Linked DNA regions of Homo sapiens: regions 1, 3, 4, 5, 6 and 7 are each linked to region 2. A link is a loop called in an ENCODE intact Hi-C map of the cell type or tissue named here. Cell type or tissue: heart right ventricle. All regions are shown on one strand. Region 1 overlaps AKAP6 (A-kinase anchoring protein 6). Region 2 has its middle 190 kb from the start of EGLN3-AS1. Region 3 overlaps LOC102724945 (a long non-coding RNA gene). Region 4 overlaps EGLN3 (egl-9 family hypoxia inducible factor 3). Region 5 has its middle 140 kb from the start of SPTSSA. Region 6 has its middle 160 kb from the start of SPTSSA. Region 7 overlaps EGLN3-AS1 (EGLN3 antisense RNA 1).

Region 1 (4,000 bases), 1.7 Mb before region 2:
CTAAGACTAACTTTTATGATGAAGCAACCATGCACTGACATACACACACAGGTTATTTGTGTTTGTTTTTGAAGGGGAGAAGATAGTGCATGGTTTTTTAACTAGTTACATTTCAAATAACGTCTTTCACTATTTATCTTCTTGGATTTAACCACTTGTTCCCTAAATAATATACTTTCTGACTTAATTTTCTCCCCAAACCAATTTATATGTACAGATATAACAACACAATTCTAAATACAATAGTAAAAACTGTTTAATGCTGCAAGAAGTATAAAGTACTATTTTCATCTCCCATTTATAAACCATCTAAATTCTGCTTTTCTGACTAGCATCCACAGATGACAGACAATACTTCTGTAAGTCCATCTGGTCAGCAAAGGGTCTCTTAAGTTTTCACGAAAATTTTAATTATGAGAGTATCGAGAATTAGGACTGGAGTTCTAACAGACTCTGCCCTTATTTCTGCTCACAGATTTACTGTACACATCTGAAGGGATCTATGGTAAACATCAAGTCAGATATGAACCTGTGAAATATTCTGATCCCTAGGTAGTCTACCAGATAAAGGAGTTTAGGAAATAACATTTTGAACACATGGGACACTCTACTGAGAAGACTGAGCTTGAGTAAGTGTAACTTCGATATTAAAAGAGTCAAGTATTTGGGAGGAAATGAAAAGCAAAGCAACTCTCAAATTTATGCAAATGCAGGAAAGGCGAAAGAACAGACAAACTGATACCCTGAAGATAGGAGAAGGGGCAAAATGAATGATCTTGCATGGATTCTTGGCATTTGGAAAGAGTTGCAATATGAGAAAATTAGAAAAAAAGGCTGAGTTTGGTAGATCACCAGAAAATTCACTTAGTAAGGGAATACATTGTATGAAATTTCTGAAACCTTCTCTGTTGGACATATTTTCACCTCACCTGGAAGAAAATCTTCTGAGTGATGACCAACAGAAACCTCAATGATGTTGTCAATCAGTTTAGGGTTGGAGTCTAGGACTGGAGGAATGTTAAACTACCATATAGTTCCCAGCTCAGCCAATTGCAATTGTGTAGGTCTCAGTTTGTGATTATGATGTCTCTAAGATGATATTTCTCATTAGTTTTATCAAATCTAACCAATTGGGATAGATTTTTGAAAGAATATAAATGAGAAATCTTGCATTTGTGAAATCTGGTTGTGATATGTATCCCTGGGTGTGACTCTCCTTGGAGACTTGGTACAATAGAGAGATTTTCAATAGGAAAAGCTTTTGGAAACATGTATGAATATGGGAAACCATATGATGTACCACTATGTGGGATGATAGACTGAGCTCTATCTAAACAGGTTGGCAACACACCAGAGCATGGCAGTATGGTATGATCTGACTCTATGGGACTCTGTGCCCACATCTCTGCTTTGTCCCCCTCTAATAAACAATTTGTGTTCCTGAGTGTTATTTGTTTTTTTACTTACCACTCTCCACAATTCCATTTTCTCTTTTTCTCATGATTTTTTTTGAGGTAATCTAATTGCTTGAATTAAAGGTTTATGAATCTTAAAATATTATCTAGGAAAAACCCTAATGGCAAAACCTAGCTTGTGATAAACATTATAAAAAATATTTACTTTTACCTCTTTCCACTTCAGTGTCAGGACATCCTCAGTTAAGCATTAAAAATATTAATCAAGATTATTTGAAAGGCACATCTGAAGAATGGGTTAAGTTTAATAGGGAAACGGCATCTCAACCCATTCCTAGTTATGTGTGGAAGCCTGCCCTTGCTCCTTATGACCTCCAGGTGGTGCTGTTTACCCAGACACGGAAAGCAGGAGCCCAGCCCCATTTCTTTCACTTAGGTTTGCAGTTGGGCTTTCATATTTTCAAAATATTTTCTGTTTCTACAGATGTATACTTCTAAATGGCCAATAAAATTTTATAACCACTATTTGAAAAATTGCAAGGTTATTGTGATTTGTGCTTCCTAGCCAAGAATATATCTTTATGTCTGTACATACCCGAAGTCAAGTATTTATGTTTGTTCATTGGTCCCACTTTCTACGCTTCCTTCCTTTGTAGCACACAGGCTCAGACACAGACATTTGGGCTGTGGACAGAACTCGTCCAAGGACCTGTAAATACTTATGTAATTTTGAAATATATTTCTAGTTCAGCTATGGCAACTAAACTCCACAGGCTTCTGGGTGAAGAACAACATCTTTACAGGAATGCCAATCCCTGTAAAGGATTTGGCAATCCCCCAAAGCCAACGAGTGTTCCTAGCAGACCTGACCTGATTTTTTGGCAGGGGGATGCTTGTCAGACACCAGAAATGTTTTGATGTTTTGAGGTCACCCATACAGTGACACCCCACAATCCAATCCAAATTCCTCAGAAAAGTGATTCTAGAGAAAAACTGAGAGGGAAGCATTGACAGTTTCTTTCCCATTTTGGTAAGAGTTCAGGTCCAGGAATAGTGGAAATTCCATTACAGCAAAGATGAAACTAGGATAGGAGTGCGGTGGGATCGATTTGATCATGGATAAAATTTGGAACTTTTAATATTGGCTTTTTACAGAATAACCAACTAACATGCCTTTCTTGCCCCTTTTTTTCCCCTTTTCTTTCCTTTCACAAGGGGTTTGTAAACAAACTGGATGAATTCATTCAATGGTTAAATGAAGCCATGGAAACTACAGAAAATTGGACTCCCCCTAAAGCAGAGATGGATGACCTTAAACTGTATCTGGAGACACACTTGGTAGGCAAGATTGTGTTGTTCTTGCTGTCAATAATCAAAGGATTTTAATGTACTGCTTGTTTGTTTATGAGAAATATCAATTTTATTTATCAAAGGTTACTATATGTCAATGAAACCAAATTTTAATGGGTCACAGAAGATGAAAATTTACAGGCATTTCAAGTAATACTATGAAACCTAAATCATCTCTGTTTCAAGCTACCTTTTCAAAGCTTTTCCTGGAAGGATAAGTAATTATTTAAAAATACCTTAGAAAATTTTATTAGACCCTTGTTCTCTAAAGCAGCAACTGAAGGTTTTCCCTTTCTTAAAAACAAATAAATGAAAGAGATGATTTTGATGACCATTCTAAGCTTTCTAGAATTCTTGTAAAATTAATGAACCTCTCATTATCAAGAGGGTCTACATTATCTGTTCTACACTGGGTTATTTTAATAAAATATTTAAAATGATGATCTCCATCATTTTTGCTGCTATGTGGGTTTTTCAGCATATAATTAATACAACTGTCATTACACTCATCCCTGTGCATAGAGAAAACCATGGAGGGGAAGTGGAAAACACTCAGATGAATTTGCTTCTGAATGTTAAAAGCAAGAATTATAGACTGGGGGACATTCGATGAACCTCGTGGGGTTTTTACTGAATGCTTCAAATGGCCGATATCAATTATGAAGGGGTGGAAACTAAGTAGTGGAGTGTGATAAAGCATGAAGAAAAAGCACGTGTCATAGGAAATGAAAATTCAAGCTGTAAGGATCTCATCTTTATTCCTTTCACTGATAGCATAAAATTGACAAAGGCAATGAACATGAATCCTTGGGTACTCAACTGTGGGGTTGATTTTCTGCCCCTCTTACACACTCAGAATTTGGATTGAATAAACATTATGTGGGAGTCCTACCTGTATGCGAGTTCACAGGGTTCCAGAACTGTTGTTCTCTATGATGTTAAGTGAGAGAGAGAAGGGAGAGATGGAGAGGGAGAAAAGAGGGGAAAGAGATAATGTTTCAGGTTTTGGTGTTTGTTTTTTGCAGCATGTTTATATAACAGAAAAACAGCTTTAAAATCCTGTTGCTGCATGCAAATAGCCTTGCAGATGATAAAGAATGACAAAACTGTGTGGTAGAGGATGAGTGTATTGCTTCCCTTTTTAGAGACCTGAGTCGATGGTGTGTAAAAATGCAAGTGACCCTAACCACCTCTCTTGTACATGGGTTTTTATATACTGTCCTTAGTACTCATTT
Region 2 (4,000 bases):
ATGAATGGATAAATAACATGTGGTATATCCATACAGTGGTATGTTATTTGGCAATAAAAAGGAATGAATACATTGATGTAACAGGATGAAACATGACAAAATTACGCTAAGTGAAAGAAGCCACACACAAAGGATCACATATTGTATGATCCCTTTTTCTTTTTTTTGAAATGTCCAGAATAGACAGATCTATTGAGACAGAAAGTAGATTAGTGTTTGCCTACAGCAGGGAGGGGGATGGCAGGATGGGGGGGTGACAGCTAAGGGGATCAGGATTACTTTGGGGGGTAGTACAAAGATTCTAAAATTGACCATAGTGATGGTTGCTCAGCTCTGTAAATATACTAAAAGCTATTGAAACATATAAACTGGTAAATTGTATGGAATATGTCCATGTAAATAAAAGCATAAAAAAAAAGGACAGGTGGTTTCCCAAGCAGAGATAAGAAGGGTGTGGCACGGCCAATGGATTTCACGGACAAGGAAAGGGTAAGGGAAGCATGCTAAGTCTTGTAGTGTCAGGAGTGATTTTGTCACTCCTTTTTATCCTCACTGACTCTAAGTCTCTGCTCCAAGACTTCACCAAGAGGGTCCTAGAAAAGAACCCCTCTCTTTTCCCCCTGTGTTTTCATAATGTAAATGACTGATAAGTGCTTAAAGTGTTACCCTTTCAGAGATATTTCTATCTTCAGATCATAATCATAGGAATGTAGAATATTTGAGCCTTAGGAACAATCTCATCTGCTGGATTTTTGTGTACTCTCTGGAGCCCTTTCAGGGCTGTAAAGTTGGAGCCAAGAAGGGAAGGGCTGTGGGCAGTCATACATTTTAGAAAAACACCCTCTCTGGGTGGTTAAATAACATTTTGAGGGTTTAAAAGATAGAAACTCTTAGCCATCCAGAATGAATAAATTATCAAGAACAATTCAGCCCTGAAGTTTTTGAAGAATTGACATTTGACTGCTTTTCCCATGAAAGGCACCATGAGGCCCACATTCCCCATCATGAGTTCCAGAGAGCCACTCACAGGCTTCTAGCACATATGACAGCTGCCCTCTTCCACATCTGGACATTACCCCAGACCCTTCTCTAGGCCCTGCCTGATGTGACATCCCCTCCAATGTGCTACCATCCTGTCCAAGGCACCAGTGGCTGACCCAGGACAATAAATGGCCCAGACCAAACTTGTGCCCCAGCACACAGGTCACTAGGAAAGCCTTCTAAATCAGGCCCTGGATGAGCCTGTCTCCAGTGCATGATGGATTGGTAACAACTTGTTCCCATCAATAGGCCAAAAATAGTCCAGAAGAAAAATATGGTTACATTTGTCCATCACACCAGCCACATTTTCTTACCCACACACAAAAAATAATGGCACAGTGGAATCTCCTGACCTCCAACCAAAGGCTGAAACTAGTGCATGATGATGGCTGCTGTAAACTACATAAAACTCTACCCAGAAAACTATCAGGATTCCTTGTACTCCACTAAGCCCGAAACAATCAACTTGACCAAGGTAGCATCAAAAGCCCCAGAGGGTCAGCACCTGGAAGGTCTGTGATTTCTATTTACACTTTTTATTTGAATTCTCTCTCACCCATAGCCCAATTACTGTCCAGCCCTTTCCCTGAGCCTGCCTTACTAAAATCTATTACTGGTAACTCAATGTGTAGCAAAGGCATAAATGCTTCAAAAAATTGATGTTAGGTAATAAGTGAATGAATTAATGATTTCAGAAGTCAAATAGCTTTGAAATGAAGAATATTTTCATTTAGTCATCCCTATTTTTATATTTCTCAACTTATCAACTTATTCAGGACCCTCTTAAAGTGAACATAGTCCCAGATTCATAGGGCTTGGAAGGGACCATAGATACTACTCACTCTAATTTTAAATTCTTGCACAGCCAGTGTCCCAGAGGCCATGTGAGGGCACAGGCAAGAGGCCAAGTGGAAAGGCACCTGAGGTCCCCGTTCCCATTTTGGTTACTACATTAGGATAAGGCTAGCTGCTATAGTAAATAAACCACAACATTTCAGTGGCTTAGCAACACAGAATTTTATTTTTTATTCCTATAATAGTTTGATGTCGGTGGTGTTTCTAGCCTGCTGGTGGCCCTTTGCCTTCTTCTGCCATGTTCCACCATACCTACGGCCCCAGCCAGGAGACAGGAAGGGAGACTAGAGGGAGCACATCTGCTTCTTTACCATCTTGGCCTATATATTGGTCAGGGTCTTATCAGGAAAACAAAGCCCAGCCACATAATCCATTAGAGGCAATTTCATATGGATAATAGCAAGAACCAAAAAGCCAGATAGAGGAGGTGAAGCAATCCAGAGATTCAGCAGAAAGCTGCTCCCACTCGTAGCTCACTCATGACTTACTCCTCTGAACCAGAGAGGGCTGCTGGGCAACTGAGACGATGAAAGAAGGGGCTGTTACTTAAGAGCTGAGACCACAAAGATGTCACCAGAAGCAAAGAGATCAAAGCTAAAATATCCTAGCTTCTCCCTTCCTCCCTTCCTCCAGTCTCCGGCCAACCCACCCACTGGCCAAACCTAGCCAAAGCTAGGGAAGGAAGCCTGGAAAATTGTGGTTGGCAGGGACAGATTCCCTACAGAATGAGCAGAGCAGGTGATGGGCAAGGAAAAGGATCTGAGGGCAAATGACAAACACGATCTGTAGGTGACACACATCGCCTTGTTCACATTTCATCTGTAAGGATTTGTTACAGAATCACACAGAAAAGCAAGGGGTGCTAGGGAATGTAATCCTTGGCTGGGAAGCTTCTTCGCAGGCACATCATGGAAGGAGGAGCGCAAACTTTTAGTGGACGGTGAGCCATCTCTGCCACAGTTGGGTTTTAATAGATTTTCAATCCACCCAGCAGCTCCATTTTTACATGAAGCTGGGGAGGGACAGACCATGGTAATTAATTAATTAATTAAAATAGAAAGCCCCTGATGGCTCTCTAGACAGCATGGTTGTTTCTCCCTCCTCATCCCATATCTTAGACTGGTGACTGCTGGGAAGAGGAGGAGAAGTTGACAGCAACTGTTTGGTGCTCCTGAGAGGAAGGGGCTTCCTATAGGTACAAGAGTCCTGGCTCCTTAAGTGAACTGTTGATGACATGATGCTGTCATGAACTTTGGGGTGAACTGGGTGAATTTGAAAGCATGAAAGAATTGGTCAACAAGACAGATCTGGTTTCCGCCTTCATGGAGCTAATGCCTCTATTAGGAGTTGAACACTAAGTGCTATGCAGAAAAGACATGGAGCTCTAGGACGAAGGATAACAGATGGGTTTGCTCTGGGTACGCTCAGTCCTCCAGCTTATACTTCAGCTCCAAACATTTATTTTTAGGTCAGGCTTCCTCTGCCATCATCTTAAAGGTATGCTTACATTCTTAGTCTCTATATTTATATTCCAACCAATGCAGATGGCTTCTCACTCTTTAATCTTCAAACACAACAAACCATTCGTATCAACTATTTCTGCTGCACTCCTGACCTCCAAGTAGGTAGGCTGAGGCGTCTCTCCACATCAGCCAGAGCAGCTCTGCTTGGACCTGTTTTATATATTGGGTTATTTATCTAATTTGAATGAAAAGTTCACAAGCTGTGTGTCTAGCTTCATTCTCCCTTTTACATATGAGAAAGTGGAAGTCCAGTGAGACAAGGAGTTTTGCCCAAGACTGCATATAGCTCATGTGTCATGGAGACAGGCCTAGAATTCAGGGTCCAAACCCCAACACAATGTCCTTTCTACTATTCTCAGGAATTCCAAACAAGTATAGTTTCCAGAACACATGTTCCTCATGGAAAGTACCAAGAATTTCTCTGCTGCTGAAGACTGCACCCATGGGAAATGCTCTGCAGAGGTGCTCATTTCCTTATTAATTGGAACTCCTTTGATTTCAAGTGACAGAAATCCACTGAGACAGCTTAGGCCAAAAAGGGAGACTCTATTATAAGGGATTCATGGAACTCAGGGCAGGAA
Region 3 (4,000 bases), 150 kb before region 2:
CCTTTGTTCACTTGTTTATCTGCTGACCCTCCCTCCACTATTGTCCTATGACCCTGCCAAATCCCCCTCTGTGAGAAACACCCAAGAATGATCAATAAAAAAAAAAAAAATAAATAAATAAATAAATAAATAAATAAAAATAAATAAATAAAAATAAAATAAAATAAAATAAAAATAAAAATAAAAATTAAAAAAAAAAAGAAAAAAGAAGGGCCTTTCGCCTCCTGCCATGATTCTGAGGCCCCCTCAGCCATGTGGAACTGTAAATCCAATTAAACCTCTTTTTCTTCCCAGTCTCAGGTATGTCTTTATCAGCAGCGTGAACACAGACTAATACAGAGAACCCTAAAGAGGGAGTAGAGCTGTAGAAGGTGGTGATGAGCATTAAATTTTGTATATGTTTTATTGTATCTCACATGTTGCCAAAAGGGAAATCTGCAGTAGGCAGTTGAATGTCGATGGAGTCTGGAGCTCAGGAGAGACAAAGCCAGGTGACAGAAAGATGGTTGTCATTATAGAGCATGTGCTAGGCTGTGCCACCCAGAACCCCCTTTTAGGGTTGAAGCACTCATTCCCCAGCTGCCAGGACTTTAGCCCGCTGATGGCTCACAGCTGAATTCCTCTGCAAGAATGACTTTTTATCAAAGGAAACTGACTTACCCGAGTTGATGTGCCTGCCCTGTGCATCCAATGGCTGGTTGATGAGGGGTTACAAAGGCCTGTCCCCTTTGCTTCAATTCAGGTCATCTCTAAAGGCCATCCCAGCCCTAGAGTTCCCTAGAATTGGATGATGCCACTGTTGTATCCACAGTAGGTCCTCACTTAAAGTGAATAGGTTCTTGGAAACTACTACTTTAAATGAAATGATGTACAATAAAACATTTTTTCCCTCACCAATGTTATAAAGAAAGAACATTGCACCAAACAACTTTATTGGAGGGCCTGCTGTACATCTTTTAAAGTCACAGTTTCCAAGAGACTCCTTCATGCCAGCCCTGGTGCAGCTTCTGAGAGCTTTCCCCAGTTCACCACCTGCATTCGAAGCTCTGTGTCGGTCTCCCAGGGAACTCGAGGGAATGAAAATTCTAGGTAGACAATTCTTTCAGGTAGCTTGCCTTTGACAATGGAGGAGGATTCCTGAAGAGGGGTATGGTTGAAGGAGGATTTTTTTTTTTTTTAATTTGGAATGATGAAGCTAGTTGAGAGGGAAGAATTAAAGATTCTAGGTAGAAAACGACCTCCAGGAGGGAATGGGATCCAAATCACAGATAGAAGGATTGCCTGTTTTAAGAGGAAAGACATTCCCTGAGATGAGAATATGGGAGAGGGAGTGGATCAGTGTGAATGTAGATAAATTTATTTTCACTGTAGGGAAGGTCTGATCAGCCACTGAGAGTAAGCAGAATGGAGGCTGGGAAGACAGAAGCTTGAAGACAGCAGGGAGTGCTAGAAATTGGCTTCGTGGACAATGGGGGGAAGAGTCGCTCCGAATAATGTATCAGAATCGCCGAGCAGTGCTGAAAGCAGGGTTGAGAATGAGGTCAACAGGAATTTATAGTGGCAATCATCATAGCACTAACCATGGTATAATTACTCACAGGCCTGCTCAGCACTGTGCCTGACAAGCAGAGGATACGCTAAATGTTGAATGACGGAATAGACCCAGTTTCAGTGAGCCCTCCAGTTAAAGGGCCACATGTTCTCTGCCATCATAGTTTCATCAACAAAAAGCCACATCACATCTGCCTTGGGTCTATTTCTCTCTGATATTTTTAGTCTAGAGAAACATTGAGGTGGTTTCCCTGCTTTTGTACAAGTTTGTCATATGTTCTCTCTGCATGCTTTGTAATGCCTGTATGCATTAAGTTGTTTTCCTAAGATCACTGGACTGGGCAGATCAGAGCTCAAGCTCGCAGGTCACCTAACTCCCATTCCACACACTGTGCTATGAGATATGCTATGTAAAACTGCCAAGTCGTTCCAGATGATTCAGCAGGCCTTCAATATTACCTGCCTGCCTGTCTTCCCTCCTTCCTCGCTGCCTCCCTCCACCTTTCCTCCCTCAGACCTCTTGGAATCTTTTCTGACCTCTCTACTAAGCTGTCCCCAGCTTCATTATGTTCAGCCCTCATTTGCACATGCTCTTGACACCTGGTGTTTGGTGGCAGAAATGGCTGATAAAATTCCACGCTGATTAATTTCATGTTTAATCTAACTGATACTTCTGTAGCCTTTGCAAATAACCTTTTTGAACAAAAACGGCAATGGCTCATTCCAAACCCGATCAAAGAGGTATGCATGACTCACAGCCACTAAATAAACATTGATGCCTGATGGCAGTAATATGGCTATTTATATTCAGAGCCTGATTTAACCAGTGGCATTCCTGTAATAAGATAATAAGCATGAGCTGTTTACTAGAAAAAAAGGAGAGTCTGTGGTGCTGGTGTTCAATAAAATCTCTTAACAGGCAAATGAGTCTCTGAAATTGGTTGGCAAATACATCCAGAATGAGATGTGCTAATTAGCTGCTGTTACTGATTTTCTAAAATAAAGAGTTTAAACTTAGATTAGTCCTGAAATTTAGTACAATAAAAAATACTGGATAAATGATATTATGTTGAGTCTTACAGATTATGTTTAAGATAAGTCCAACAATACAATTAAGAAAAAAGAACTCTGCACCTAAATCATTAGATTTTTTAAAGACTAAGAGGTTGTAAATGTGGAGAATTATAAGCATAGATATGTGAATCTCAGGTTCAATTTTTTTCTGTTCAGAGAGCATCTGTAGGTGATTCTCTTGGCCACAATGGCAGGGACATCTATTACTATCAGAACTTTTGTTTTTAAATAGGAAGAGCAAAGGAATGCAAGAATTAGCTTAATAGTATTTGGGTAGCCATTAAAAATAGATTAACCTATTCAGAACCAAGATCACAGAGGTTCTAGGTAAGCGTGTGGGAGACAATTATTCTGAACTCAGAAATAAATGATCAAGGCCATCAAGCTTGTAAGGCCTCTCCCAGCATCTTCCCCCAAATAAGAGCAGCAGGAACTTTCACCTGCTTCCTTTCTCCTGCTATCGCCCTATGCAGCAACTTCCAGCTGCTAAGCATTCATCTCAAACCTCCATTTTAGCTGCTTTCTTCACCAAACGGGAATGAACTATCTATTGGGACTTCCTACTTCAAGCAGTGAGAAAATCTTAGGAGATTTCCAAGTATTTTGTTTTTATTCATATATTACTTCTAAAGAGAAATGGATGGGTAATAAGAGGATTCAAGTTGTGTCTCGATCATAATTTTTTTTCAAAACAAGTTTGAATTCAAGGACCTGTTGTTTGAGTTTAGGTAGTTGAGATGATGTTTGTGTTCCCAGAGCAAATGGTTCTTTTAAAGGCAGCTAGATGGGCAGATGTCAGTGCTGCAGCCCCAAGGTGACTAACGCTCCTAATGTTAGCAATGAGTGAATTCATTCATTTGGTTTCTATTTATCTACAGTTAAACGATACAAGTTGATTATTTGCTTTAACTAAGATGTTCAATTCTTATCAGAGTCTTTAGTAATCAGAGTTAATTGACTATATTTGTCTTTGTTTCTATTTAACAGTAGGGGATGAGGGGATGCCCAGTTTAGGTAGCAACTTTTCCAGCTACTACTGGGACCCAGAATTGTGGGTAACACCCTCACATAGGCTAGCAAATAATTGAAATTATTAACAGAATCCTAAGTCATGAACATGTGGTCTTCCTTATATTTTTCAATGGTATTAAGGTTCTTTTGAAACCAACTCTACCTGGCTTAAGACAAAAAGGAATTTACTTGTGAAAGGATATTAGTAATCTCACAAAATGTACAGGAAGAGTTGAACAGCCACACCTCAAAAGTGTAAGAACGACAGTTCCAAAGACATGGAAACAAGGGTTTTTGGGGCTTATTCTGCTTTTGTAGTTTCACTACTTACTTCTCCTGGCTCCTTTGTTTCTCTTTTTGAGAT
Region 4 (4,000 bases), 300 kb before region 2:
CACTTGGCTCTGACAAGGAGTGAGAGAAAAGAACTCAAAAAATCATTTGCAACTTAAATCCGGAGGACATGAAAAGCAAACTGGAATTACTACTTCAACCTTCTATCATCTCCCTTGTTCAGGGATATGTGATCTTCAAGGACATTTTGTGGGATCTACTGTTGTCAAGTAAATTAAATTCCTACAGAACAATGTTCACAGGGCCTCTTTACAAGACGATGGCAACTATGCAAAGCTTTCTCCAAGTTTTAAGAAAATGTCACTGCAAAAGTTCACATTTGCTGCCAGCTGGTCTTATCCTTTATACAGAATTGAACAAAAAAGGTCTCAATGTGATGATGAAGCAGTGCTAACTTGTAAGTATTAAAAGTGCTTTAGAATTTTTAGACATTCAAACTTCACCTAGACGGGCATGAAGAAAATAGTTGTAAGCAAACGTGAGCTCTTAGAAAAGTAAGAAATTTTGTGTAAACTGTCATCAGTTACCTTGGCATCTTGCTGGTCATCTTTGTTGTTGGTTAAGAGCAAGCCTAGCTATTCTATTTCCTGACTTCTAGTGCCTCTAGTTACAGACTGATGTAATAAAATGAGGGGGAAAGAGAAAATACACTTTTGGTGGGCCATAACACAAGCTGTGTCCAGCCACCGTGTTCACCTTTCCAAAGCTTCAGCATCTCACCAGACCATTTGGAAGATTCAGAATACCAGACAAATACCTGTCAGGTAGGTAATCCTTTCAATAAACCCCAAATTATTCATGAAAATGTTTTTTACTACTCTACTTCCACAATGCAGACTACTTCTGCCCTCCTCATTTGTCCTAAATCCACACTAAAAATAATTCCTCTCGCAGAACCTACTTACCCAGAACACTGCTACACATGACCTCTCTCCCAAGGTAGAACAACGGTCATCACATACCTACACCTGAATTTTCTAATATTGTAGAAACTTCAGAACTTCTGAAAATAAAAAATAAGAAGTAATAACCGACTCTCGGTTGCTCTAGTGAAGTGGGTCTGCCCACACCCTCCTGGCCAGGTGAGAGCACCGTGCCTGAATAGCAGAGAATTTACCATTCTCACTTTAAAACCTGTCCTCAGATGAACTTGGTCCTAGCTTCAGGATCATTAACTACCCAGAGCGTGGAAGCATCCATCTAGTTCTCCTGGGTCAGTGATGATAGTTCTACCAGGCACAATAGCCCTTTGAGATTCTTACATTAAAAGGATGTAAGAAATATGCACGCACACACAGAAGTCTGCACGAAATTCTAGGGGGTTCAAAGGCCTCTAAAGTTGAACTGTGCGGGATCAAGATTCTATTCCAGGAGATCCCGCATTTCATGCACGACCTTCTGAGTGAATCGCCCTCCCCCAAGAAGCCACTGAAAGGCTCAGAGGCCAGGAATTTAAGAGACTATTGTCATTCCTTTCTGCATTGTGGTTAATTCTTCTCCTTGGAGGGGATTCAGCCAGAGCCCATGCAATTAGGCACAGTAAACAGGCCCGGCAACATCGCCATATTAATACAGGGTGTTTGGGTTTGGGCAGGCCGCCCTTCCCGTGGAGGACTGGCTCTAAGCCAGCAGGGTGATGGCTGAGTGACAGGGCTACGTGCGCTGCGTGAGGGTGGCAGCCAGCCCACACCCGAGCACACCGCCAGGCAGCCTGAGCTGGGAACGGACACTGGGAACCATCCCCCTCCCCCATCTCTACCCCAGTCACCAGAGAAATGTTTTCAACCGGGCTTCCTCACAATTATAAAATCAGCAAAGGTCAGTCCAGCCCAGGGATAAGGACATCAAGACGCATTTAACCATTTCCTTTCTGATGCCTTTCCCCAAATATTAACAGCTGCTGTTTCCTGAGAATTCATGTAGCCCGGTGGCATTTTGCACATATCTTGTTTAATTTCCTGGTTACTGGGAAGGTGAGCAGCAGTGTGTGCCCTGAGTCACACCGCTCCAAGTCCTTGGTAGAAGTCATTAACCCTAGAAGTTACCCTATGGACCTAGAAGTTATCACAGGTATTTCTATAGAGAAACATAATATTCGACTTCCTTTGATATGAGAAAACAGCCTTATCAGAATAATAAAACATCACCTATGGCTCTCTAAAGGCTTTGAGCATAACAGAGACAAGGAATACTTGTGACTGCAGGCTCATCAGAGAATGGAATATTTGAAATTTTCATCTGAACTTAATCCTAAAGTACTTAAAGAATCCATAACTCAAAATAATTGGTAAGACAAGACTTTAATAATGGATAATATATGAAAAAACGAAGTTACCAATCAAAATGTCATGAAAAATGCCTTGAAACAATCATCTTTTTTTTTTTTTCTTTTTTGAGACGGAGTCTCGCTCTGTCACCCAGGCTGGAGTGCACTGGCGCGATCTCGGCTCACTGCAAGCTCTGCCTCCCGGGTTCAGGCCATTCTCCTGCCTCAGCCTCCCGAGTAGCTGGGACTACAGGCGCCCGCCACCACGCCCGGCTAATTTTTTGTGTTTTTAGTAGAGACTGGGTTTCACTTTGTTAGCCAGGATGGTCTCTATCTCCTGACCTCGTGATCCACCCGCCTCGGCCGCCCAAAGTGCTGGGATTGCAGGCGTGAGCCACCGCGCCCGGCCGAAACAATCTTAAAACAGGAGAAACCTACATATGCATTTCAGCACTTGGAAAAACAGATCTGCTGAATGAAAGAAATGACACACAGCAAGTTAGCGTAGATTAGAACTCATGAAATTCAGTGGCTATATTTATTTACTAAACAAACATTTGTAAAGCATTTACTATGTGCCCAACACTGTTCTGTGTGCTTCACAAATCGGACCTCCTTCACACTCCCTAACAACCGCATGAAGTAGGAACATTATCTCCATTTTACCGATGAGGAAATGGAGGCACAGAGAGCTTAGGTAACTTGCCTTTTTGAACCCAGTTGGTCTGGCTGAAGAGTGTGAGGTCTTAAGACGTGCTTTACCAACTCAGTTTATCTAATGTCTGACATTAGCAAATTCACCCCCACCTCATTTTTGAGGGAACTAAGATCTTTGGTTCTACTTGAAATATTTGACTCCACCTACCTCATCCTTGCCTATCACCCTTCCAGAGTGATAGAAAAATCACAAAATACAAACAATTGCAAGAATTTTTTTAAAAGAGTGTGCTTGGTATTCAGTCTGTAAACTCAAAGATCCAAAGGGGGAATTTTAACAAAGGCAAGAGGCCAAGAAAATTGACCCTACTTGTCCAAGTCATCTTGTCTTTGCTTTGGTTATTCCCAGTGCAGGTCAACCTCAAGCCCACCATAAAATCTCTGTAGCCCCTGCAGGGTCCACATAGGCCTCAAATGCAGTTGTCTTGCCAAAGGCCAGACATTCACCTCCATTCACCATAACAGGAGGGAACTGGTTCCAAAATTTGCTTCAATTCTAGTTCTGGAAAATTAAATATGCTGGTACAAATAATAGGCTATAAATGTGAACTAAAAATCGTTTTTTGTTTTTTTTTTTAGTTTTAGCAATAAATAATCTAATGTCTGATCAACTGACCTCTGACTTTCTTGTTAACAGGGAAACTGTAGGAAGATACGCCACCATCCCTATCTAATCTCTTCTTAATGCATTAACTTTACTCAATGGTTCTCAAACTTTAGCATGTATGAGATCACCTGGAGAACTTGTGAATTTCTAACTCAGGAGGTCTGGGGAGAAGATGAAGAATCTGCATTTACTGCATGTTTCCAGATAATGGTGATGCCTCTTATCCAGGGACCACAGAGAACCACAGCCCTTATATGGCAAAGTCGAGAGTTTTTGTGCAATGCCTCACCCTAAATGATAAAGGTAAAGAGGAATTAGTCAACTGCACTAGTTAATTTGGGGAGCTGAAAGTGGGTGGGTAGAGCAGTAATGAGGAGAATTACTCTGGCAGTTTCTGGCATCAGCTTTGCAGTGTCATTCCCGAAGCTGGCAGGAAACTTTCCAATTGTAA
Region 5 (4,000 bases), 89 kb after region 2:
AGGGAAAGGGGGCTAGGGCTTTATATTCCCATAACCAGTCATTGGTTAGTGGTCCCCTCAGTGGGGCACAAATTTCCAGGCAGGTGCTCTTTATGCGTGCATGTAAGGTGGGTTCCAGTAGGTGGGCAGACCTCAAAAAAAAAAGAAGGGTTGTAGGTATGGGCTGTTGGAAGTGAAAGCATACTGAATCTCTGGTTAAAGGGAATAGTAAAAAAAGGCCCTGGGCAGAGCATCAGTATTGTGCTTTCCAGTGAATGATGGAATGAAAAAGGCACTTTCCATAAGGTTGTCAATAGCAGTAATAATAAAGCTCCTATTACTTCATGTGGCTATTCTAGTCAGAGGTCTTTGATTTCAAGAAAAGAAAACCCATCCTGGCTAACACGGTGAAACCCCGTCTCTATGAAAATACAAAAAATCAGCCGGGCGTGGTGGCGGGCGCCTGTAGTCCCAGCTACTCGGGAGGCTGAGGCAGGAGAATGGCGTGAACCCAGGGGGCGGAGCTTGCAGTGAGCCGAGATGCGCCACTGCACTCCAGCCTGGGCGACAGAGCAAGACTCCACCTCAAAAAAAAAAAAAAAAGAAAAGAAAACCTACTTGTTTGAACTATTGAAAGGCTACTGAGAAACTGCTCACAGGACCTAAGAGCGGTACTGTCATGGCTCAAAACTCCTAATCCTGGGAACTGGGAAAAGGAGAAGCACAGAAGACCCAGGAAGCCATTCTTTTTTTTAATTTATACGTAATAGTTATTCATATCCAGAAAGCCACTCTTACTTTTTCTATTGCTCTCTGAGATCAAGAGACCTTCATTTGCTTTTCTTTCTAGATCCCTGCCTCACTTTTCTCTCTGAGAACAGATTTTCTCTACCCACTGATCCACAGATCATGCTTGCTTTTTTAGCCCCTGGATAACTTTTCAGATCAGCTCTCTACAAACAGTTGCTTCAGTTTCTCCAAATTCCTATGGCTACATAGAATACAATGTTTTAAAATATTAACTGTAGTTATCTAGAAGTAGCAGAAGTATAAATAATTTTGCTTTTTGTCCTATTCTATATCTGTTTCCAAATTTTCTACAGTTAACACGCAATGCATTTATAATCAGTAAAGGAAAAATCTGGCTGGACTAAATTTTCTCCACCTCATCCCAATCCTCCATCACCATCTTTATTTCTTCACCTCTCCCCTTCCTGGCAGATGACCTTAGGAAAGATATAGTATTTTTTTTTTTAAGAGATGGGGTCTCACTCTGTCACCCAGGCTGGAGTGCAGTGGTGCAATCATAGCTCGCTGCAGCCTTGAACTCCTGGGGTCAAGCGATTCTCCTGCCTCAGCCTTAGCCTCCCAAGTAGCTGGGATTACAGGCACATGCCACTGTGCCTGGCTAATTTTTTTTTATTTTCTGTAGAGACGAGTTTTTGCTATGCTGCCCAGGCTGGTCTTGAACTCCTAGCCTTAAGGGATCCTTTCACTTCAGCCTCCGAAAGTTCTGGGATTACAGGCATGAGCCACGTGAGGCCCAGCCTGGAAAGATGTAGTATTGTTAGAATAGCGCAGCTAAGTTAAGCAGTGAGGGGCAGTCACTGTGAGCAATGGAAAGTTTTATTGTCTTATTTATTATTTGCTATGAGGATCTGAAGAACCTGAAAAGGCATACATGAAGCATTCTCCCAGGACGAAGATGGGACCTCGGGAGGAGGACTGATGGTACCATGGGGCAGGAGAGGAAGAAAGGAGACCGACCAGGATAGACACCATATGTACTGTTGGGTGACTCTGGGGAGAAGGTCGAGTTTGGCGCCCCCTTGTGGACTTGGTGTATAATCACAACTATGTAATCTCCATATTCATCTACAAGCTATTACAGGTATCAATAAGGAATAGCCAATAAACAAAACCAAACCACAGTCTGAGCGATCATATAATAAGTAACAAGACAGAGGTTCAAAAAACAGTGCCAATGAAGAGATCTTTGATTTTCTCTTCGCCTGTGATCGTTTTCCTCCCTCTAGCCCAACCCTTATATAAGTATTTTAGAAACCAAGAAAAAAAATGCCAGCAACTCCTATAGATCTCTAATATAATACCGATATACAGACACATAATAATGGGATACTTTTCAAAACACTGCTAATCCTGTTAGCTCATATCGAGTCCCAGCCTGCACGATTGGGACACAAGACTATTGTCCTACCCTGTGTCATGCCAGGCTTCAAATAAGCATCATGATAAAGGAGAGAACCTTCCTCCGTCTTCTAGTAGAATGGCAAATAAACCAACCTGTACATGTCAAGTTCTTGTCTACTTTGTTTTTAACATTAATAAAGAAAAATTTGATAATTTTCCTGGTTGTGACATTACACTGCCTTGGCTCCAGAAATTCTTCCTTGTAGTTAACTTACGTCTCTCATGTAGTCATATAAGTCCATTTCTTCTTGTTCTATTCTTCCTTGTGGTGGAGATTAACAGCGGCTTATCATCTTCCCTAGAAATCCTTCCATTGTTAGAGCTTACCATGGCATTACCTATCCTTTTTTTTTCTTTTTTTTTTTTTTTTTTTTTTGAGACGGAATCTCCCTCTGTCGCCCAGGCTGCAGTGCAGTGGCGTGATCTCGGCTCACCGCAACCTCCGCCTCTCGGGTTCAAGCAGTACTCCTGTCTCAGCCTCCCGAGTAGCTGGGATTACAGGCCCGTGCCCCTACGCCCGGCTAATTTTTGTATTTTTGGTAGATACAGGGTTTCACCATGTTGGCCAGGCTGGTCTCGAACTCCTGACTTCAGGTGATCCGCCCGCCTCGGCCTCCCAAAGTGCTGGGATTACAGGCGTGAGCCACCGTGCCCCAGCCTACCTATCCATTCTTTAAACACCAAGTAATCCACTTTTATTTGACTTTACCTCATTCACTTCATTTTCCAGTTTCCATTAAATTTGTGGCTTCCCTGTGAGTCTACTCCATAGTTTTCTTGCTCTACTAAACCATGGAACTAAATCGTGTGCACCTCTGGGTGATTTCTCAGCATTACACTCTCCCTATTATAAATGAAAGAAACACCAAAATGTAAAGGTATTTCTTTGATGTGCTGGAATATATGGCTATACTGATGCATGCGATATAAATTCTTTTTCTTTTTTTTTTTTTTTTTAAAGTGCAGGACAGAGGGGTCCGTTTTTGAAAGTTATCGATACCTAGTAAAATGGCGCCATCTAGTGCCCTGAACTAGTAACAACATTTACAAGAGAAGGGTTGGAAGAAAACTGTAAATCAACAGTGCAAGATGACAACTCCCAAAACTAGCAGGGCCAAGGCAATTTAATAACAATAGGTCGTTTGACTCTGGGGACTATAACTCTTAGTCTATTGACTGAGCCATTGGAGCAGCTTAACAAATAACATAGCTTGTTTTCCAGAGAGAATGTGGCACTGTTCCGAAAGCAGAAGTTCCCACTGGAGGCTTGGGAGGACAAGGAGCAAAGTAAGCACCTGCTTCATGCCAGGCACTGCTCTAAGCATTTTACATTCATTTTTTCACTTAATCACCACATCTGCCTTATGAGGCTGGTATTATTATCCCCATTTTACAGATGAGAAACTGAGCTTTCAGAGAGGCCAAAATCTTACCCTTAGGTTACACAACGGAGTCAGGCCTGACTCCAAAACCCACATGCTTTGCACTACCTCCAGAGAGAGGATACATAGGGAATATGCAACTCCCTTTCTTTTTTTCCTTTTTTTTTTTTGAGACAGAGTCTTGCTCTGTCACCCAGACTGGAGTGCAGTGGCGTGATCTCGGATTACTGCAAACTCCACCTCCCAGGTTCAAGGGATTCTCCTGCCTCAGCCTCCCAAGTAGCTGGGACTAGGACTATAGGCGCATGCCACCACATCTGGCTAATTTTTATCTTTTCAGTAGAGACAGGATTTTACCATATTGGCCAGGTTGGTCTCAAACTCCTGGCCTCAGGTGATCCACCCACCTCGGAAAGGACTGGGATTAC
Region 6 (4,000 bases), 67 kb after region 2:
CTAGCACTTCGGGAGGCTGAGGTGGGCAAACTGCTTAAACTCAGGAGTTTGAAACCAGCCTGGGCAGCATGGCAAAACCCCATCTCTACAAAAAATACAAATAGTAGCCATGCATGGTGATGCATCCCCATAGCCCCAGCTACGTATGTGACTGAGGCGGGAGGATCGCTTGAGCCTGGGAGGTCAAAGCTGTACTGAAGTGAGCCATGTTCATGCCACTGCACTCCAGCCTGGGTGACAAAGCGAGACCCTGTGTCCAAAAAAAAAGGAAAGATCAGAGAAACACCAGGGGCCAAATCACTTAAGCCTGGGAATTCTAAGAGGGATAGGAAGCCACTGGAGGGTTTTAAGCAGGAGCTTGTGTTGATCAATTTGCATTTTAAAAGGATTACTCAGGTAACTGTTTAGCAAATAGTCTATAGGAAGATACAGTAGGCTGGTAGGCAGCCAGAATTGACTGGCCCTGTTTGAGAGATGCTATGATATGGTAACAGGTCAGATCAGGTGGCAGAATCCAAACAACTCAAAAATATCTATGACCTGTTGGGATAAATTATGTCCCCCCCCAAAAAAAGATATATCGAAAGCCTTGGCCCGGTGAGCTGGCTCACACCCATAATTCCAGCATTTTGGAAAGCCTAGGTGGGAGGATCACTTGAGGTCAGGAGTTCAAGACTAGCCTGGCCAACATGGTGAAACTCCATCTCTACTAAAAATTCAAAAATTAGCCGGCTGTGGTGGTGGTGGCTGCCTGTAATCTCAGCTACTTGGGAGGCTGAGGCAGGAGAATCACTTGAACTCAGGAGGCAGAGGTTGCAGTGAGTCGAGATCATGCCACTGCACTCCAGCCTGGGCAACAGAACAAGATTCTGTCTCAAAAAAAAAAAGACTAATCCCCAGTACCCCGCAAGGTGACTATATTAGTCCATTTTCAAGCTGCTGATAAAGACATACCTGAGACTGGGAAATTCACAAAAGCAAGAGGTTTATTGGACTTACACTTTCATGTGGCTGGAGAGACCTCACAATCATGGCGGAAGGTGAAAGGCACATCTCATATGGCAGCAGACAAGAGAAGAGAGCTTGTGTAGGAAAACTCCCCTTATAATAACCATCAGAACTCATGAGACTTACTATCATGAGAACAGCATGGGAAAGACCTGCCCCCATGATTCAATCATCTCCCACTGGGTCCCTCCCACAACACACGGGAATTATGGGAGTTATAAGATGAGATTTGGGTGGGGACACAGAGCCAAACCATATCGGTGACATTATTTGGAAATGGGATCCTTATAATTAGTTAAGATGAGGTCATACTGGATTAGGGTGGGCCCCTAATCCAACACAGCTGATGTCCTCATAAGAAGACAGCCATGTAAAGACAGAGACACAGTGAGAACACCATGTGAAGACAGAGGAAGAGATTAGAGTTATGCTGTCACAAGCCAAGGAACACCAAGGATCTACGGCCACCACCAGGAGCCAAGAAGAGGCAACCAAGTATCACCCCCACAGGACTTGGAGGAGGCACAACCCTACCAGCACCTTGATTTTGGACTTCTAGCCTCCTAAAGTGAGAGAATAAGTTTATGTGGTTTAAGGCCTCTCTGTTTGTAGTACTCTGTTATAGCAGCCCAAAGAAACCAATACAGTACCTATAAATGGTCCTTCTTCTCCACCCACTGCCTGCAAGTTTGGAGGATGCTGGAGTCAACCAACAAACCCCGTCCTTCAGCACTAACACAGCCTCATACTCATAAAGATGATTAGGGAACACTGATGGCTATGACAATGGTGATTTATTTTTCCTTTGTCGTTTCCAGTACACAAAAGGCAAATCTGTGCTGAAGACACCAGAAATCTTTCCAATTAATGCTAATGGGTGACCAGCTCTGTTTCACTCCTTGGGAAACAAGGCCACTAAGAGGAAGTTATCAGTAAGAAATTTATGTTTTAGTAGCATGTTTAATTATGATACACCATGACTGTCTCTTGCACCAGAATTTAGCATGCAAGATTTACAGCTCTTAGCACAATTTTTGCCTTTGTTGTCTCAAAGAGCCTTGTTTCTGATGTTTTATTAGACTAGCAACCTCTGTTCAATTGTGTCATACTGCCCCCTACTGCTTTGATCTTATCATCTCATGCTGGCTGCTATTATTTTGAGTTGGTTTTCAGGATGTGTGGTCTTTTTTTGCCAGGGTCTGAACACCTGCCCACTCTCACACCCCGAAGAACACAAAACATTGGGATGGTGGAGAAGGGAGTGGGAATCTCATTTTTTTCTTTTAATACAACCATTGAACAACCACAAATACATCTATATAGTTCTAAAGCACACCATCTGACTTGTTTAAGCTTACAAGAGATACTAAGTTTCTAGAATAAGAGCACATCAGATTCTTTATTTCTTGAAGGTGGAGAACATCTTCAAGAGATATCCTCACTTTTCATGAGATGAAATTTTTTTAAGGGAAGCTGATGAAATTTTAACTAATCCAACCAGCCAGAGGAAAGCCATATTACAAAAGGGGCCTCAGAGGAAAGTGGGATTTCTTTTCTGCTTCAAAGGCATAGATGGCAATGCTATGAAAAAGCGGCCTGCAGGCGAGGGTCAGAGCGCACCCCACACCCACACAGCCACCAGCCACCCTGAGATGGTGTGTGTACCAGCCATCCCAGCCCCAGCCCCACCCCTAGCCCCCTCTGCCGTTCCTCCTTTGCCTGTGTTCTCTTCCAAAGGTGATAGGTCAGCCCTCAGCCAGGAAGAAAAGTGGCTGAGGGTCAGGAAAAGGGTATAGGGTTACATAGGATTACATTAGTAAGGAACCTAGAAATGAGCCATTTGGGCTTCGTAACACAAATTGGTTCTCAAGGTATTCGGCGGGCGGTGGGTGGGAGGTCCTCTCAACCAAAAAATCTCAGAACCAATTCCTCCGACTCTGCTAGTGGATTTAGCTTTTGTTTTTGTTTTAATTTAGGCTGGGTGCAGTGGCTCACGCTTGTAATCCCAGCACTTTTGGGAGGCTGAGGCAGGAGGACTGCTTCAGCCCAGGAGTTCAAAACCAGCCTGGGCAATACAGTGAGACCCTGTCTCTATTAAAAAAAAAAAAAAAAATTTTAAACAAAACCACCTGGCCTCATAGCAGGGCAGCTTCCCTAATTCCTGATGTTGCCTGTTTCCGACCCGCAGAACTCCAATGGTCCATGGCTTGCGCTGCTCTTACCCGGCCTTCCCATGGATGACTACTTAACTGGATCATCTGAGCTTTGCTTCCATGCGACCACACATATTCTCCTGCCACAGATTTGGTACACTTTGGCATACACTGTAGGCCTGTGACCAGCTCTCAGTCTGGTTTCCTGGGACGCTTGTCACCACTGGAGCTTTGTTCAGATCCCTGAGCCACATGCACACACCTTTATTCTCTGTGCAACTGCCTTGTGTCCTGCCCTGTCTGGGCCGGCAGCCTCCAGCGGGGCTTGCGGGGCAGGGGAGGATTCTTTTACTCTGCCTGCACCATTTACTCCTCGGCTTGTGCTTGGAGAAGTGCTCTCTCCCAGGGATCACAAAGGAGAGCAGGCATGGGGGAGGGGGTGGAGAATGCCGCAAGAGAACATTTACCCTTCCTGCACTGTGCCAGACAAACGTAGAACCTATTCCATAAAAGATTTTTTATGTTGCATGGTCCAAGAGAATAGCCCAGCTGCTATCTTTGGCTCTCCTCCATTTCTCACTCCCATTCATAAAATCTTTAGAGAAGGCCATGTGCTGCTTTCTCACAGAGAGGATCAAGTTGTGCTCCAACCCAGAATATAGTTTCATTTGGATGCAGGTGGCTATAAGGGCCCTGAACAGTCTGTCTTTCTAACTACTCTGTCTGTCTACTCTAATTCTTCCTACCTAATTATCCCCCATCATGAATCAATAAATCATATGCCGAGCCTCTCTAAAGACCCAACACCATGAAGAAGCTGAGGGACCACAGAGTTTACC
Region 7 (4,000 bases), 170 kb before region 2:
ATGAATGTTGTATTACGGGATTTTTTTTTTCTTCTTTATATTTTAGTGTATTCACTTTTATGAGAGTTTGTATTAATTTTATAATCTAGAAAGAATTTGGCAAACATCCCCTCTGAAAAAAAAAATCAGAACAAAAACTACCCCCAAATAGGGAAAACTCTACAAATGGCTTAACTGTGTATACAGTCAAGATCCTATAACCTAGGTCTCTGTATCTAAAGGCAGAATTTACGTGTGAATTAATCTCATTTTTGTTTCTGCTGACTCCATAGAAACTGTGCTCTCCATGGCTTCCTCAAGATGAGCAAACAAGAGTGATACAGATTTTTCTGAGATGGACAGTGCCTCTCACTGACCCCGCCCCCAGTATCCTACGACCAAGGAAAAGAATCTCATGTGTCATTTCTGTGGGCCACGGTAGTTAAGGAAACTCCATGTATTTTCATCTGGAGCCTCACAGCAACCCTGACAAGTGGCTAAGTGGGGACAATGTGAAGCTCGGCTGCCCTTCCCCAAGGCCCTGGTCTTGACAGTCCTCAGGGGCTGGAGGCCCCCCTCATCCATGTCCCCACAAGATTTCTGTCCATGGCACCCAAGGACCCACTCAAATGGTCTTGAATGGACCTGAGGAAGACTGGCGAGTTATTGGTTTTATAAGCACAGTTGTGTCCGTTTACATCTACCAGAAGGTACAGGGATATGGCGAGAGTGAGAAGACGTGACACCTGTTAATACAAACTCTCCCCTTTAACTTGTCTTTCCAGAGAACACAGAATGGGAGACACCGCTAAAACAGGCCACGTTAGCACTAGAACTGATAAACTGAGAGCTAGGTTCTAGATAGAAAAGTTACGATGAAACATCCTCATCATTGTCAACAGATGAATATCTAAACCTCAGCTTTGATGTCCTCTGCCAAATGGATTGGATGATGCCTGCCCTTGCCACTCCACGGGGTCTTTGGGGATGAACTGAGCTACAATGGCGAGGGAGCGGGTGGGATACTAACTGGCCCTTCCCCTAGATAGGAGGCCATCAAGTGCAGAGCCAGAGACCGGCCCTGGGCCTCCGCAGGCTCCCCCGGAGCCAAAGAGAGGCCAAACCGAAGCGCCCTGCCCAAGGCCGCCCTAACGCGACTCTGGCCGCTCCTGCCTAGCAGATACCGGCTGGTGCCCTCGCTTCGGATGCAAGATCCCAGCTCTGCTGCAGCTTTCGAGCCGGAGGGACAATCGAAATGATCAAAAATGCCCGGCGGGCAGCCTTGGCGAGCGCGCGGCGGGGCGCGGGGTGAAGTCTCGCCAGGGCGCGCCGCGGCGGACACCGAGCCACACGCACTGTGCCTGCGCCCGCGGCCGCCCCGAAGGTAGTCGGTAACTGCGGCGGGCGGCGGCCGGGGCTGGACAGCCAGCCCCGCCCGGCAGGCTCGCAGCTCACGTAGCGCTAGCGTGAGTCAGCGCGTTCCAGCGCAGCCCCGGGCCGAGGGAGGGCTCCCGCGCGCAGCGCCAGCAGCCCGCACGTACCGGCCCCGGGAGGGGGCGCCTAGGTGGTTCCACTCGCGGGTGCCCTGTGCCCTGCAGTGTCCCCACGCCCCAGGTTGTCCCCCTCGAAAGCCACGTGGGCGTGGGGCTCGCCTTCCCTGGGCGGAGTCCCCATCGGTGCCTGCCCGCCCGGAAGTAGGGGCGCGAGGGTGACGGGCAAGACCGAGCCCGGCCCGTGATTCTTCCTCAGCCGGAGCTCGACCTTCTCCTTGTCCCTTGCGTTTCCTTTCTTTGAACCACACACTCGCTCGCTCACGTTTGTCCCGACTAAGTTGCCCCCGGCCCCCGCAGCTGTCATGAAGATAGATGGAGAGGTAGCTGCGAGAGCCCAGCCTCGGCGGGTGGTGCCCAGGGCGGACTGGGGAGACTAAAGACAGTAAAGGGCGGGTGGGACTCGAGTCCTCTATCCACCTAATCTCACATGCAGTGGGACTTATCATTCCAGTCGGTCTGCATTTCCTCAAATCTGCACCTGTTTAGTTACGACAACCAGCTTTATAAAAGGAAGCGGCCTACGTGCCTGACAGCTGAATGACGGAATTAGAAGTCATTCTCTACTAAATGTGTGAACATAGCAGGACCTCCGCTTAAGTTCTAGACCTACAGGGTTGCAAGTCTGGGCCTCCTGGGGGCAGGAAAAAATTCCAAGTCCTCCTTTGCCCCTCGGTAAAATGTTCTTTCACAAATTAGAGCCAACGGCACATCTGTGATGTGCCTATGTCACTTTTTCAAAGCCTTGCTCAGGGGTTGGAATGTCGTGGAGAGGGAGACGAGGTGGGTGCTTATGAAGGGAAAGAGATACATGGGGAAGGGGGAGAGGAAACGTTGATTAGGAAAGGAGCTTGCAGTCATGAGTAAAGTGACTGACAGAACGTTATTGAGCCTGTCATGGAGATCAGGCACTATTTGGGCACCAGTGACGCAAAATAAGTGGCTCCCCGTGGTCCCTGCTCTCAGGGTTACAGATGAGTGGGAGATATTAACTAAGTAGACAGTGAAACATGAGGAAGACTTAGTATGACGGTTCAGCACCCAGACTTGGGAACCAGGCTGTGCAGGTTCTGATGCTGGCTCTGCAATTTACAGACCGTGTGATCTTAGCCAAGTGAGTACCCCCATCTGTCCTCACCTTCTTGTTTTGGAAAATAAAAATGGTGAAAACGACTTACTTTTTAGGACATTTCAGAGGTCTAAATACATTAATACAAGCAGAGCACTGGAATTCAGTAGGCACCGAATAAATCTTGTTAATAGAATAAATGGAGGAGATACAGGCAGGGGCTGCCAAGCACAGCAGAGCAGGCTGTATGCTGTACAACTCCAGAAGACACGTTCGTAGAAGTGAATGGAGCTTTCTGGAACTGTGCAGTGTGGTGGTCCTGAGTATGAGTGATGTCTATTTTAGCATAGTTCATAATAGGAAAAAATGGAAAATTCAAATGCACTTATCTATAAATGTGGTATGTTCATACAGTGGAGTACTATTAGAGCTATTAAAAGGGATCAGCTGCATCTATGTGTATCAAAATCTCAAAAGTATATTGAATGAAAAACAGCAAGTTGCAAAATGATACATGCAGCATGATGCCATTTATAGAAAGAAAATGTACATACACACAAAAAATCCCATATATATATATATATATATATATATATATATATATATATATATATGCTGGAAAAATACACACCAAACTTAAAGCTGTCTTTGAATGGAAGGGGAGGAATTCAGATTTGAAATGGTAGTCATAGGAATTTAGCTTATTCTCATATTGTAATAATTGTTTCAAAGAACAATGTGCTTATATATCATGCAGTTTTTTATTTTAAGGAATAGATATAAAATAAAACTAGAAGCAAATATGTCAACACTGGCTAACTGTGGGTTGCTGGAATATGAGTAATCATTATTTTTTCATTTGTACTTTTCTGAATATTCAAATTAAAAATAATTACAACCTTGCAGGTCAAGTGCTATGCTAAAGGTGTAAAAGGGATGGGCCTGGAGAGCATGTCTCGGGTGAGGCTACGCTTGTACACCCACAATCTTCGGTCACAACAGAGAATGGAGCAAGCTCCCCAAGACCCCTCTGCTCTAACCCCACCCTGGGGCGGGCTGGGTGCCTCTGGAATGCCATGGCTGGCCAGGGTTTCCAGACCAGGGCTGTCCTGAGCATGATGCTGCTGGCGACCATGCTTTGCAGGTTCTTCTTTCAATCCTTACCCTCCCTAAAATATGGCGTTCTGGTTGGTGCCTGAGGGGGAAACACCAGATGATAGTAGAACCCTTGAGGACAGGGAACCATCCATGCTCTACAAGTGGGTCACCTACAATTCTGAAAATTAACTGAGTCATTGAATTCAACGCAGCAAGTAAATGGTAAAGGTGGAAATGGAAACCATATCCACCTTATATCTATGAATGTCTACTATTCTCTGCCTCTGTGCAGGACCCTTTCACA

The links. A loop is a pair of places that touch in the nucleus more often than their neighbours do. Peaks named below come from ENCODE experiments on the same cell type or tissue, not always from the same donor. Only the 100,000 strongest peaks of a DNase experiment are listed, where the experiment ranks them.
Region 1: it touches region 2 in a loop (5-fold over the local background); 18 of 110 quality-filtered maps call a loop at or near these places.
Region 3: a loop joins it to region 2, with 2.5 times the contacts of the local background. A loop is called at or near these places in 31 of 110 quality-filtered maps.
Region 4: it touches region 2 in a loop (2.0-fold over the local background); 13 of 110 quality-filtered maps call a loop at or near these places.
Region 5: it touches region 2 in a loop (3-fold over the local background); 3 of 110 quality-filtered maps call a loop at or near these places.
Region 6: a loop joins it to region 2, with 2.8 times the contacts of the local background. A loop is called at or near these places in 19 of 110 quality-filtered maps.
Region 7: it touches region 2 in a loop (2.1-fold over the local background); 10 of 110 quality-filtered maps call a loop at or near these places.

The regions. Positions count from the first base shown.
Region 1 is chr14:32,574,490-32,578,489 of GRCh38, forward strand. AKAP6 (A-kinase anchoring protein 6) reads left to right here. Exons shown (of 14, transcript NM_004274.5): 5 at 2,631-2,753. Among named protein-coding and RNA genes, the nearest start is that of AKAP6, 250 kb to the left of the region's middle. In heart right ventricle, a CTCF peak has its summit at 1,787 (motif pointing right); a DNase peak (open chromatin) is centred at 1,812; H3K4me3 peaks cover 452 bases; H3K27ac peaks cover 662 bases.
Region 2 is chr14:34,232,520-34,236,519 of GRCh38, forward strand. No RefSeq gene overlaps it. Among named protein-coding and RNA genes, the nearest start is that of EGLN3-AS1, 190 kb to the left of the region's middle. In heart right ventricle, no CTCF peak of the experiment used is centred here; a DNase peak (open chromatin) is centred at 1,942; H3K27ac peaks cover 530 bases.
Region 3 is chr14:34,079,689-34,083,688 of GRCh38, forward strand. All of the region lies in intron 5 of LOC102724945 (a long non-coding RNA gene), which reads right to left. Among named protein-coding and RNA genes, the nearest start is that of EGLN3-AS1, 42 kb to the left of the region's middle. In heart right ventricle, no CTCF peak of the experiment used is centred here; a DNase peak (open chromatin) is centred at 1,514; H3K27ac peaks cover 3,878 bases.
Region 4 is chr14:33,936,876-33,940,875 of GRCh38, forward strand. The region is part of intron 1 of EGLN3 (egl-9 family hypoxia inducible factor 3); the gene reads right to left. Among named protein-coding and RNA genes, the nearest start is that of EGLN3, 12 kb to the right of the region's middle. RefSeq lists enhancers at 1,089-2,060, 1,691-1,760. In heart right ventricle, no CTCF peak of the experiment used is centred here; a DNase peak (open chromatin) is centred at 1,606; H3K4me3 peaks cover 882 bases; H3K27ac peaks cover 4,000 bases.
Region 5 is chr14:34,321,336-34,325,335 of GRCh38, forward strand. No RefSeq gene overlaps it. Among named protein-coding and RNA genes, the nearest start is that of SPTSSA, 140 kb to the right of the region's middle. In heart right ventricle, CTCF peaks have their summits at 1,800 (motif pointing left), 2,011 and 3,192 (motif pointing left); a DNase peak (open chromatin) is centred at 1,793.
Region 6 is chr14:34,299,208-34,303,207 of GRCh38, forward strand. No RefSeq gene overlaps it. Among named protein-coding and RNA genes, the nearest start is that of SPTSSA, 160 kb to the right of the region's middle. In heart right ventricle, a CTCF peak has its summit at 2,129 (motif pointing left); no DNase peak of the experiment used is centred here.
Region 7 is chr14:34,058,860-34,062,859 of GRCh38, forward strand. It overlaps EGLN3-AS1 (EGLN3 antisense RNA 1), which reads left to right. Exons shown (of 3, transcript NR_184209.1): 3 at 273-3,503. The region is part of intron 5 of LOC102724945 (a long non-coding RNA gene); the gene reads right to left. Among named protein-coding and RNA genes, the nearest start is that of EGLN3-AS1, 21 kb to the left of the region's middle. RefSeq lists an enhancer at 958-1,459 and a silencer at 1,358-1,717. In heart right ventricle, CTCF peaks have their summits at 1,507 (motif pointing right) and 1,707; a DNase peak (open chromatin) is centred at 1,582; H3K4me3 peaks cover 1,498 bases; H3K27ac peaks cover 3,036 bases.